Regions from separate parts of the Mus musculus genome. Here all the other regions are linked to region 1. Evidence: chromatin loops called from intact Hi-C (ENCODE). Cell type or tissue: left cerebral cortex. All regions are shown on one strand.

Region 1 (2,500 bases):
AACGCTAGACAGGCCAAGACACTAATGTTTATGTATATCATATTTATAACTACCTTCAAGTAAAAATAAGTCTGCTACATACAAGTCCTGTGCCAGAATTCTTTGTTCTTGCCAGTGCTCTAGGATCTGAAGATGATCGCTCATCCCAAGAACCTGTTTTCTCTGAGGAATCCAATGAGACTGGCACCAATGCTTTATATTACTGTGTTTATGGGAATGAGTTGTTAAAGCATGTGTATCTTTTTTAAGTACTTTTTTTTCAAATTAAAGTTGTATATAAAGTTCAAAATCTTGCCTTAAATTGTTTAATTCTTTCTAAGACTCATGAATTGTAACATTTAAAAAAATTCACTTTTGATAACTCAGATTTAAACAAACACTGAAGACCTGCTATTATGATACACATTTACTTACACGCTGTTCACCAGCAATGCAAACATACATGTGATTACTAGTGTCGCCTGTAAGAAGAAAATGCTTTAATTATATCAGCATAGTGAGTTAAGATGTATAATATTTTTATTAATACTTGGAATATATTCATTGAATTAAATGTGACTTCATAACTATACTACAATTAAAATATTTCTGAAATAAAGGAACTTGGCTGTCATTTCCTTCCTTCTTGATTCAGTATTTTGGTTTTAAACTTTAATAATTATTGCATCTTACCCAGGAGTTTGTAAAATTTATCCTGAATTTGAATGTGATTCTTTGAAGGTCTAGATAATCTGCTACAGCCTATCATTTCCTGAGATGTGAATTCTGTAGGCATGGTTCTTGGTCTGTGAAAGTTCACTTAGCCACATTCGGAAGTGCAAATTAACACCATACCTTTATTCTGGATTATGAGCACAAGACTGGCTCTCTAACCATTCTAATAATTTGGAAAAAAAAAAACCAGTATAAAGACCTTGAAAGGACAATTAAGGGGCTGTTGAGATGGCTAAGCGGCTAAGGGCACTAGCTACTCTTCCAGAGGTCTTGAATTCAATTCCCAGCAACCACATGGTGGCTCACAACCATCTACTAGAGGATCTGATGACTTCTTCCAGTGGGCAGATTTATATGCAGCAGAGCATTCATACATTAAATAAAAAGCCTCTGGCTCCCAAAATCTTCAGAGAGAGAGATGGCTTATGTAAGCTTATCCTTTGAAATAACTGAGTTTTGCCTGAGTGCCAAGCTGTTTGCCGGTACTAGAGTTCAAACTATTGCAGGTAGTGGGCTAGAGAGATGGCTTAGTGCTACAATGGCTTTCTGTTGTAGAAGACTAGAGTTTGGTTCCCAGTACAAAGTACAAGTGCTTATTACTCTAGTTCTTACCCAATATCGTCTTCTGGCCTCTGGGCACTGCACTCAGCTTGCACAGCTGTATAAACAAGTAATTTTAAAAGGGGGGGGGTGGCTAGAGAGAAGGCTAAGGGGTTAAGAGCTCTTACTGGTCTTGCAGAGGACTTGGTTTCAGTTTCAAACATCCATGTAGCAACTAAGAATTTTCTGTTAACTCCAGTTCCAAAATATCTGATACCCTCTACTGGCCTCCATGGGCACTGCAGGTACTGTGATGCCAAGACAGACAAGACACACAGACACACATCTTTAAAAGTATATTAATTTTTTTCCAGGTAGACATGTTACTATGTATAGGATTAGAAATGTGCTTGGTGGGGCTGGTGAGATGGCTCAGCAGGTAAGAGCACCCCACTGCTCTTCCGAAGGTCCGGAGTTCAAATCCCAGCAACCACATGGTGGCTCACAACCATCCCTTACGAGATCTGACTCCCTCTTCTGGAGTGTCTGAAGACAGCTACAGTGTACTTACATATAATAAATAATAAATCTTTAAAAAAAAAAAAAAAAGAAATGTGCTTGGTGCCTTTAATCCCAGCACTTGGGAGGCAGAGGCAGGTGAATTTCTGAGTTTGAGGCCAGCCTGGTCTACCAGGTCAGCCAGGGTTATTCAGAGAAACCTGTCTCAAAAGCCAAAAAGGAAAAAAAAAAATGTGCTTGGAATGAGTAGAAATAAGGGCAAAGTGGAAGGACATGAGGCCAGGGACTTGGGTTTTATTTCAAATACATGGAGAAAATATAAAAAGAGAGCCCCTGAGATGGCTCAGTAGCCAAAAGTGCTTGCTGTGCACTGACAACTCTAGTTTGATATTCAAAGCCAGGTAAAAAGATGAAAAGACTACACAAGGTTATCCTCTTACCCCATATTCACACAGTAAAAGTCTTTAAAAACAATTTAGATCTTCCAGAGGTCCTGAGTTCAATTCCCAGCAACCACATGGTGGCTCACAACCATCTATAATGGGTTCTGATGCCCTCTTCTGGAGTGTCTGAAGACAGCTACAGTGTACTTATATTAAATAAATAAATCAATAAATCAATCTTTAACACACACAATTTAGAGGGATTTACAAAGAGACCACTAACCACTAGGCAGACAATGGATTGTATACATAATGGGACACCACTTAAGCTGCCTGAGAGATGA
Region 2 (2,500 bases), 180 kb before region 1:
TACACTAACTAACCCTAAAGGGGAAAGACACAGGCACAAGAGCTTGTGCTCTTTTGAAACAAGGTCTTATGTAACCCAGGCTGGCATCAAACTCACAGTGACATTTAGAGATAAGCTGGCCTAGGTAACCAAGGATGGCTTTGAATTTCTGATTCTCCTGCCTCAACCCGCTGGAGTGCTGAAATTATAAGTGTACACCGTCATGCGCAGTTGGACGTTGAACTTGGCTTTGTGTGTGCTAGGCAAGCACTCTGCAGACTGAGCTACTTCCCGGGCCCACTTCCTTTGGTTTCCACAGACTTGTTTTCTGGAGTGTCCATTCATCAGCCCATGCAAGATAGTTCAGTAACTACTAGGAACATGTCCACGGTTCAAGACTCTCTTCGAGAACACCAAATCTAGTGACTGCACACGCTAGGATTGAATCCAGGGGCTTCCTGCATCAAAGCAGGCACTCTAGCAACTAAACTGCATCTCCAGTCTATGAATGGGTTTTCATAGCACTCCACGGAAGGACTCTCGGAGAAATAGCTGGCCAAGGTTTGCTGACACGTTACATTCAAAACTACAAGGCAGCTTCCCAAAGATGTTCCAGGGAGCTCTTGTGGGGGTGGGCGAAAGGAAGAGTTGCTAAATCCGGCTTGAAGAACCTGGTCCAACCTGCCGGGCATGTTCACTTAGCTCCTGGGGCGTTCTGATATGATGTGTCTGAGCAGCTAAGGAACAGGACACCTGGGAAAGAACACGTTGGTGCTGTTCCTCCACAGCTGACAGCTGTCAGGGCTTCTGGTTCACAAACAATTAAAGGAAATCTGAAAGCCCTCTGCCAGCTTATGCTAACACCAAGAGAGCCCCAATACCAACGCTTGTGAAGTTCAAGTTACAGGATTAGAAGAAACTCCCAGGCAATGGAGTCTGACAGGAAACAAAGATAGGCTGGAGAGACTATGCAGCAGTTAAAAGCCCTGATTGCTCTTCCAGAAGGCCAGAGTTCAGTTCTTAGCACCGAAAATCACAACTGTCTGTCTGTACCTCCACCCCAGGGGATCAGACACCCTCTCTGTCCTCCTTGGGTTACTGCATGCACGTGATACCCAGAAATACAGGCTAAACACTCATTCATAAAATAAAATTTAAAAATCAAATAAATCTCTTCTAAAGATGTATTTATTATGTAGTGTTCTGCCTGCATGTATATCTGCTTGCCAGCGGAGGGCACCAGATCCTATTACAGATGTTTGTAAGCCATCATGTGGTTGCTGGGGAATTGAACTCAGAATCTCTGGAAGAGCAGCCAGCACTCTTAACCTCTGAGCCATCTCCCCAGCCCCATAAGTCTTTTTATAAATGCTGTGCAAAACCTGTGTATCTAAATTAATCTGTAGAAGCACTTTCGGGAACGAAATGGACTGTGCATGATAAATCATGCCGCGGCTGGCTCGGTTTTCAATGGCAGCATTTTGTTTCTATATGCCATAATGGTCATGTGTCCTACCAGTGAAACACAGGAATCCTACGTGTGAACGCTACCATCCTCTTCAGGACGTTCTGCTTGCCTTGCCTTTTAATAGCTACTGCCTCTCCTTATTGCAGAGCTCCGAGGTGACCCGCAGAAGTCAGTGCTCGCCCTCCACCCCCTTCACATCATCAGGCTTCTCAATGAGCGCCTTTCCCTGCTGAGCTACAGAGACGGTCATCTTGTTCACTTCTTTCTGATCAATGGAAACCATTCTAAACGTATTTTCCCCCTCTACTAGATTCTAATCTTTTAGTGCTCATTCTAGATGTAACCAGAACAATTAACTTAAACATGGCTTAGTTCCTTAATAAAGACTCAGAAATGTCAACTGTCGCCCTAACAGAGGAAATGGAAAGTGTTCGAGTACATTAGGTAGAAGAGTAATGACAGGAAAAAAAAATCGCTTTAAAAATGTTGAAAGTGACAGATCCAGTTACGGACTTCCATCGACTAGAAGATGTGGGAATGTTGCACATGATTGCAGAGGAAGGACAGCCGACAGGAAGAAGGGGTGTGAGCTAGTTTCCTTCCCTGACCAGGTTTCCTTTATCACCCTCTTCTTCCCTAAGGACGACACAGAGCTTGAAAGGAGACAGTGCACCAACTGCTGAACAGCAGACAAAGCTAAACACTACAAGCTGAGAGTTGACTCTAACAACAGGATAACATGAAACCCATTCAACTCACTGGATAGCCCAGGTTGGCCTCAAATTCACAGCATTCCTGCCTCTCAGCCTTCCCAGTGCTGAGATTACAGGCAGGAGGCCCCCAAGTCTAGTATGGTGTAGTATGATGTGAATTTTGTTGTGGTGGTGGTGGTGGTTGTTGTTACATGTTGAGACATATAACCCAGATTGCCCTGAACTTACTATATAGCCAAGGATGAAGTTAGACTCCTGATCTTTCTGTCTCCATCTCCTGGGTGTTAGGATTACAGGTGTGCACCTCCACACCCAGTTTATAAGGTGCCAGCAATTGAAC
Region 3 (2,500 bases), 170 kb before region 1:
CCAAAGGCTCCCTGGTCCAAATGCCTGGTAGAATACTATCACCTCTTGACAATTCTTTGGGACAATCATCTCAACATTTTAAGCTTTCCTGTAGGGAAATCCCAAAATTAACTGTAACTCACTATAACAAATATTTTCATTTAAGCCCCGTATCCTCCTGCCTCAGGCTCCCCTAACAGCTGATATTGTGTGAGTCACCACTTTCCTGCCTTTTGTCAAAATCAGGATGATTGGGGAGGGGGATAAAATGTATATTATTTATCCACAGTTTCTTAAATAAGAAACTTAGATGATAGCACTCGGCATTCAATTGTGTAAAAGGTACATTAACCCGTGTAAAAGGTATAAATTATCAGAACAAGGGTTCCTGTTCATTTTCATTCTCTTCCCCTCCACCCCTTTCTGATTTTGCAAAATAACTGTCTGGTAAGACTGCTGTCTGTATCAACCACAATAACCACACCAGCCCACGGAGGTAACATTCAGCAGGTGCAACAAGAAAGTAACATCTTTCTCTTCCCCCTAAATCAAAATGTATCCTCTTTCACCTAATTTGTCACTTTGGGGCAAACGATACTACAGCTGGCAGGAACTTTCTCCTTAGTGGCAGATGCTGGTTTCACATACCCCGGGGAAGAGCTGTGTTCCTGGGCCTAGCTTTGCTCCACAACTGGAGGGGGGCGGGGGGGCGCGGAGCATCAGCCGGGAATCGATAGGTCCAGAGACCTCACCAGTGGGCGAGCCCCTCGCCCACGTACCCCGCCCCAGTCTGGGTCCAGCACCTACTCTGCCTGCTCGTGCTACCCACCCGGAAGAAAAGCTCAAGCGCTCTGTAGCTAGAAGAGTGGTGGAGTGGACCCGACGCCTCCGGCTTCAGCTGGGAGACCCTCCCCAACCTTGCCCGCCCAGAACTCGGCCCTCCATGCCCACAACCATGGGCAGGGCAAGAACAGACCTGCGCCCTCTCTTCTGTGACCCGTCCAGCCTCCTCGAGGCTGGGATCTACACCCTGCTCCGCGCCACTGACCTTCTCTGCAGGGTCCCGGCGCGCGAGGCTAAGCCGACTGATGCCCGCCGCGAGCACACCAGTTTTCCCTGCCCACGGCCCTCCGCCTTGCTCTGATCCACAGCCTAATGCGTGCCCGCCTCCTGGTTGCCATGGTGACTGCCTCCTCCCCCCACAGCCGCTAATTGGTCCAGCTCCGGATCGCGGAGGACTCCTATTGGTGAACTGGTCCAGGGACGCGCCTACGCGAAGGCGCTTCTGGAAGAACTAGCCAAGAGGGACGTGGCGCTCTCCGAAGCGTGAGGAAGCCGCGCCTCTTCCTTCCCTTGCTGTCTTAGACTAGCTCTTAGTGCATGGCTTAGTAGGGTGAAGTGATGCCCGGGGATCCCCCACAAAATCTTAGGGTTTGCCAGGTTCTTGGTCTCTGGCATGAGCCTGCAGCGCCCACAGTGGTGGAGAAAAAAGTGGTAGCCCTCTTGTGAGTCTTGGAGAGCCTCTTTCCTGCAGGGACTCAGACTGGTATTTAACGTACCCCCACCCTCCTTATCGTGGTCCCTGAGTCCCTGTGACTTAATAGCATTTACCTCTCAGATACAGATTTTTCTTCTCTCTGCCCCGTGGAGTCAAGACATCTTCAACACATTTAACATTAACAACATTTTAACCGTGGGGCATTTTGTACGTGCTTGGAGGGTAGAAAAGCTTTAGAGCCTTGGAGCTGGTTTTGAAGCGTGAGTGCCAGTTACTCGCACCTGACTGATTTTTAGGGTGTTTTGTTTTGTTTTGTTTTGTTTTGTTTTGTTTTTCAACCCAAAGAAAAAGGTCCTAGGTTGTGTACTGACTGGCTGGTCTCCTTGCTGCAACGAAAAATACTAAGAAAAGCAGTTAAAGAAGGAAGAGGGGTTTGGTTTGGTTTGGTTTGGTTTGGTTTGGTTTGGTTTGGTTTGGTTTGGTTTTGGGGTTTTGCTTGTTTGTTTTGCTCACAGTTTAAGGGTGTGCTTCAGTACAGCAGTAGAAGAAGCTTGAGGCAGCTGGCACAAGGTATCAGGAAGCAGAGAGAGACACACGAATGCTGGCACTTAGCACTCTCGCTCGCTCGCTCTCTGTCTCATTCTCTCTATCTCTAGTTGGTTGAATCTACAAACGAAGAACCCACAGATCCAGGGGAGGGTAGACTGCAATGGAAACCACTGTTAGCAAGACACAACGTGGGTTAATGGCTGTGTGCACCATTAGAGATCAGACTTCTCTCTTGCAACACTCAACTTTTCTAACCCATCCTAAAGAAGGTATCAGAGCACTATGCTTCCATTTCCTTGTGTATAAAATGGGGTCAGTAACAGCCACACACACACACACACACACACACACACACACACACACACACTTACAGTCTATAAAAAAGAGTCAGTCACATTGTACTAACTCGGCCATTCTTGGGATGGTGACTAAACCAAAACCTCAGCCTCTAGATTTTAACTCTTATCCACACCT
Region 4 (2,500 bases), 110 kb before region 1:
GTGAAGACCAAGACTCCCGCAGCGTGAGGTGAGGGGCTGCCGGTGCGTGCGGAGCGGGACCTGGCTCTGCGCAGCCGCCGAGGGACTCAGAGGGGAGGGACCCGGCCGCCGTGCCCCTTGGTCACTCCATCCTCTCTGACTCCTTCCTCGGGGCCCCGTCCCCCACCCGACGGTCGCCAGCGCCCCGCGCCAGGCCCCTTTGTCGCGGGCCGCCGGACGCTGCTGTCCCTCGGGGGGCGGGGGAGGGGAAGCCACCCCACGGTCCCCCGGGACAGCGAGGGAGCCGCGGTGGCGGTCCCAGGCTCCTGTCCCGACTGTTCTGGAGAGTGGCTGTTGAACTTCTGCTATGGCCTCTTCCTTCTCCTCTCCCAGCTCGGTTTTTAGAGCCTCGGGTGGTTCTTTTTCTTCTGAGACCCTTCACCTCGTTACCTTAAAACAAAAATCCAGAAACTGCTTGCTTTGGGAACGCAATGATATTTGTGTATATTTAGTGCATCATCTTTCTGCTAGGGCATTAAAGTAAGAATATTTAACTCTTCCTGCGTGACTGAGGAACAAGGAATAATTGAAGAGGAGGGGAGTGTATACGGTAGTTCTTTCACCGTGTTGTCCTGATAGAAGGTGAAGTCCTAATTAGTATATTTTTATTTTAGCCAGTGGGTGTTTGAATTCAGTGACACGAAGGAAGCATCCCTGTTTGAACAAGATTACTTCTTAAAAAGTATCCCTAAATCTTTCCAGGTAGGTGTCAGGAAGAATACTGCCTTCGGGGCGGGGGGCGGGGGGGGGGGGAGATCACTGAATGTGGTACATCTCAAGCCAAGGACAGAAAATAAAAGGCTATTCTTAGGGGGTTGGTGAAGTAGTGTTCGGGAAGAGAGGCTGCGCAGAGGTCCTGGAACACTGGTTCCAGGGAAGACTTTGTACTCTTGCCTCCCTGATGGTTCTTTCTCCACGAGAAACTGTTAAGTAGCTCTGCTGTAATTGGAGTTGGTTATTCAAGGTTACAGACCACGCTGAAGTGCCTTGGTTGAAATTTTCAAGTTTTTGAAACTGCCTGCAAGTTTGGCATTCAGTGTTTTGAATACTGAAAAGCATTGTAACTGAGAGAGAGATATTTGTTAACTCAAACTTAGTTTCAAAGTGATTTTTAACATAGATACATAATAAATACAGCACCTCCACAGATTCCCATGGGTGCTGGCGGAATTCATATTGAAAGCAGTTTGTCTTGTAAAAACCTCCGTTGTCTTGGGCATGGTGGTGCACCCTATAATTGCAATGCTTGTCTGCACTGCAGAGCTCTGGTAGGAGAGTCACATTTAAGGTCCGCCTAGTCTACCTAGTGAGACACTGTCTCTAAAAATGATAATAATAATAAAGGAAGCAAAGCTGGGTTATGATTGGTGTGCATGTTGCTTGCAGTCTAACTTGCAAACATTATACTTTAGTGGTCTCAATCTTTTTTCATTTTTATAGAGCATAAAGGTTGACTTGTTTGCTTTCAGGATTTTAGAAACAACTTTCTGTAATTAGCTGTGTAAGTGTATAATTCTTTGTTGCATCTATTTAGAGCTCCAAATTTTCCATTCAGTTTTATGTTGCTATGTACATTTCTGTGCCCAAGAGTAAATCTGGCATATTGTTTGGAATGTAATAAGTTCGGCACATTCAGTGCATTTCTACCTAAAGACAGGCTGTTTCTAAGAGCTCAGAGTTTGCCTCACAGCATCACATCAACCCTTCAGATCAGGAGAGGTACAAAGCACTTTCTTAAATGCTTTAACCACATACCTGTAGAGATGAGCCTGAGCTACAGAAGACTAGCTCCAAAAACAAAAAGCAAAACAGCAAAAGTTCTGTGAGCTGGGGGTATAGCTAAGGAAACTTGTCTAACCACAGGTTTGATTCTCAGTACTTTCAGAATGAAGTTGTAACTTACCTTGCTTTATTTAATAAGACAACTTAATCTGTTTTACTAATTGATCATATTTCCAAGACAGGCAAATACTGAAGATATTTTAGTGTGCTAAATTTACAGAATTTGATGATTTGTTTAATCTGGACACACACACCCTACCCTCCCAGTACTAGGGATTAAACCTAGGGCCTAAGCAAGGACTCTACCACTGAGCCATATCCCCTTTAGTTTGGTGGTTTCATTTGATAGTTGTAACTGAGTTGGGCTATAAACCAACCCTGAGAAACTGGAGGGAGGAGGAAAAGAGAGAAAGAAAACAAAGTAGAAATTGTTCAATCCACCTAGGAAGACAGGTTAGCCAGTTGGTTATAAAGACAGTGGTGGATTCATAGTTCCAAAGAAGGCTGTGATCTCCTGGGTTGAGAGCTAAAGAAATGAGCAGGTCTGATGAGAAAGATCATGCCCAAAATGAGGCTTACAGAATGAGTTCTTTCTATTAACAAGGGCAACATGGGTAAAGGTGATAAGATCCTAAGCTTTCTTGCAAGTGGTAAGGTAATTGAGAAAAGTGCCTAAAAG

The links. Peaks named below come from ENCODE experiments on the same cell type or tissue, not always from the same donor. Only the 100,000 strongest peaks of a DNase experiment are listed, where the experiment ranks them.
Region 2: it touches region 1 in a loop (2.5-fold over the local background); 15 of 42 quality-filtered maps call a loop at or near these places.
Region 3: it touches region 1 in a loop (2.0-fold over the local background); 15 of 42 quality-filtered maps call a loop at or near these places.
Region 4: it touches region 1 in a loop (6-fold over the local background); 10 of 42 quality-filtered maps call a loop at or near these places.

The regions. Positions count from the first base shown.
Region 1 is chr7:116,335,367-116,337,866 of GRCm38, reverse strand. Pik3c2a (phosphatidylinositol-4-phosphate 3-kinase catalytic subunit type 2 alpha) reads left to right here. Exons shown (of 33, transcript NM_011083.2): 33 at 1-591. The region is part of intron 1 of Gm10589 (a long non-coding RNA gene); the gene reads right to left. Among named protein-coding and RNA genes, the nearest start is that of Rps13, 2.4 kb to the right of the region's middle. In left cerebral cortex, CTCF peaks have their summits at 1,538 (motif pointing left) and 2,328 (motif pointing left); DNase peaks (open chromatin) are centred at 58, 1,102 and 1,544.
Region 2 is chr7:116,512,932-116,515,431 of GRCm38, reverse strand. The region is part of intron 2 of Nucb2 (nucleobindin 2); the gene reads right to left. Among named protein-coding and RNA genes, the nearest start is that of Nucb2, 9.8 kb to the right of the region's middle. In left cerebral cortex, a CTCF peak has its summit at 1,170 (motif pointing right); DNase peaks (open chromatin) are centred at 617 and 1,257.
Region 3 is chr7:116,503,012-116,505,511 of GRCm38, reverse strand. It overlaps Nucb2 (nucleobindin 2), which reads right to left and starts at 1,143. Exons shown (of 14, transcript NM_001130479.2): 1 at 1,028-1,143. In left cerebral cortex, a CTCF peak has its summit at 1,461; DNase peaks (open chromatin) are centred at 561 and 1,200; H3K4me3 peaks cover 1,629 bases; H3K27ac peaks cover 763 bases.
Region 4 is chr7:116,440,832-116,443,331 of GRCm38, reverse strand. It overlaps Pik3c2a (phosphatidylinositol-4-phosphate 3-kinase catalytic subunit type 2 alpha), which reads left to right. Exons shown (of 33, transcript NM_011083.2): 1 at 1-28. Among named protein-coding and RNA genes, the nearest start is that of Pik3c2a, 1.4 kb to the left of the region's middle. In left cerebral cortex, a CTCF peak has its summit at 1,203; DNase peaks (open chromatin) are centred at 1,007, 1,220 and 1,720; H3K4me3 peaks cover 1,811 bases; H3K27ac peaks cover 651 bases.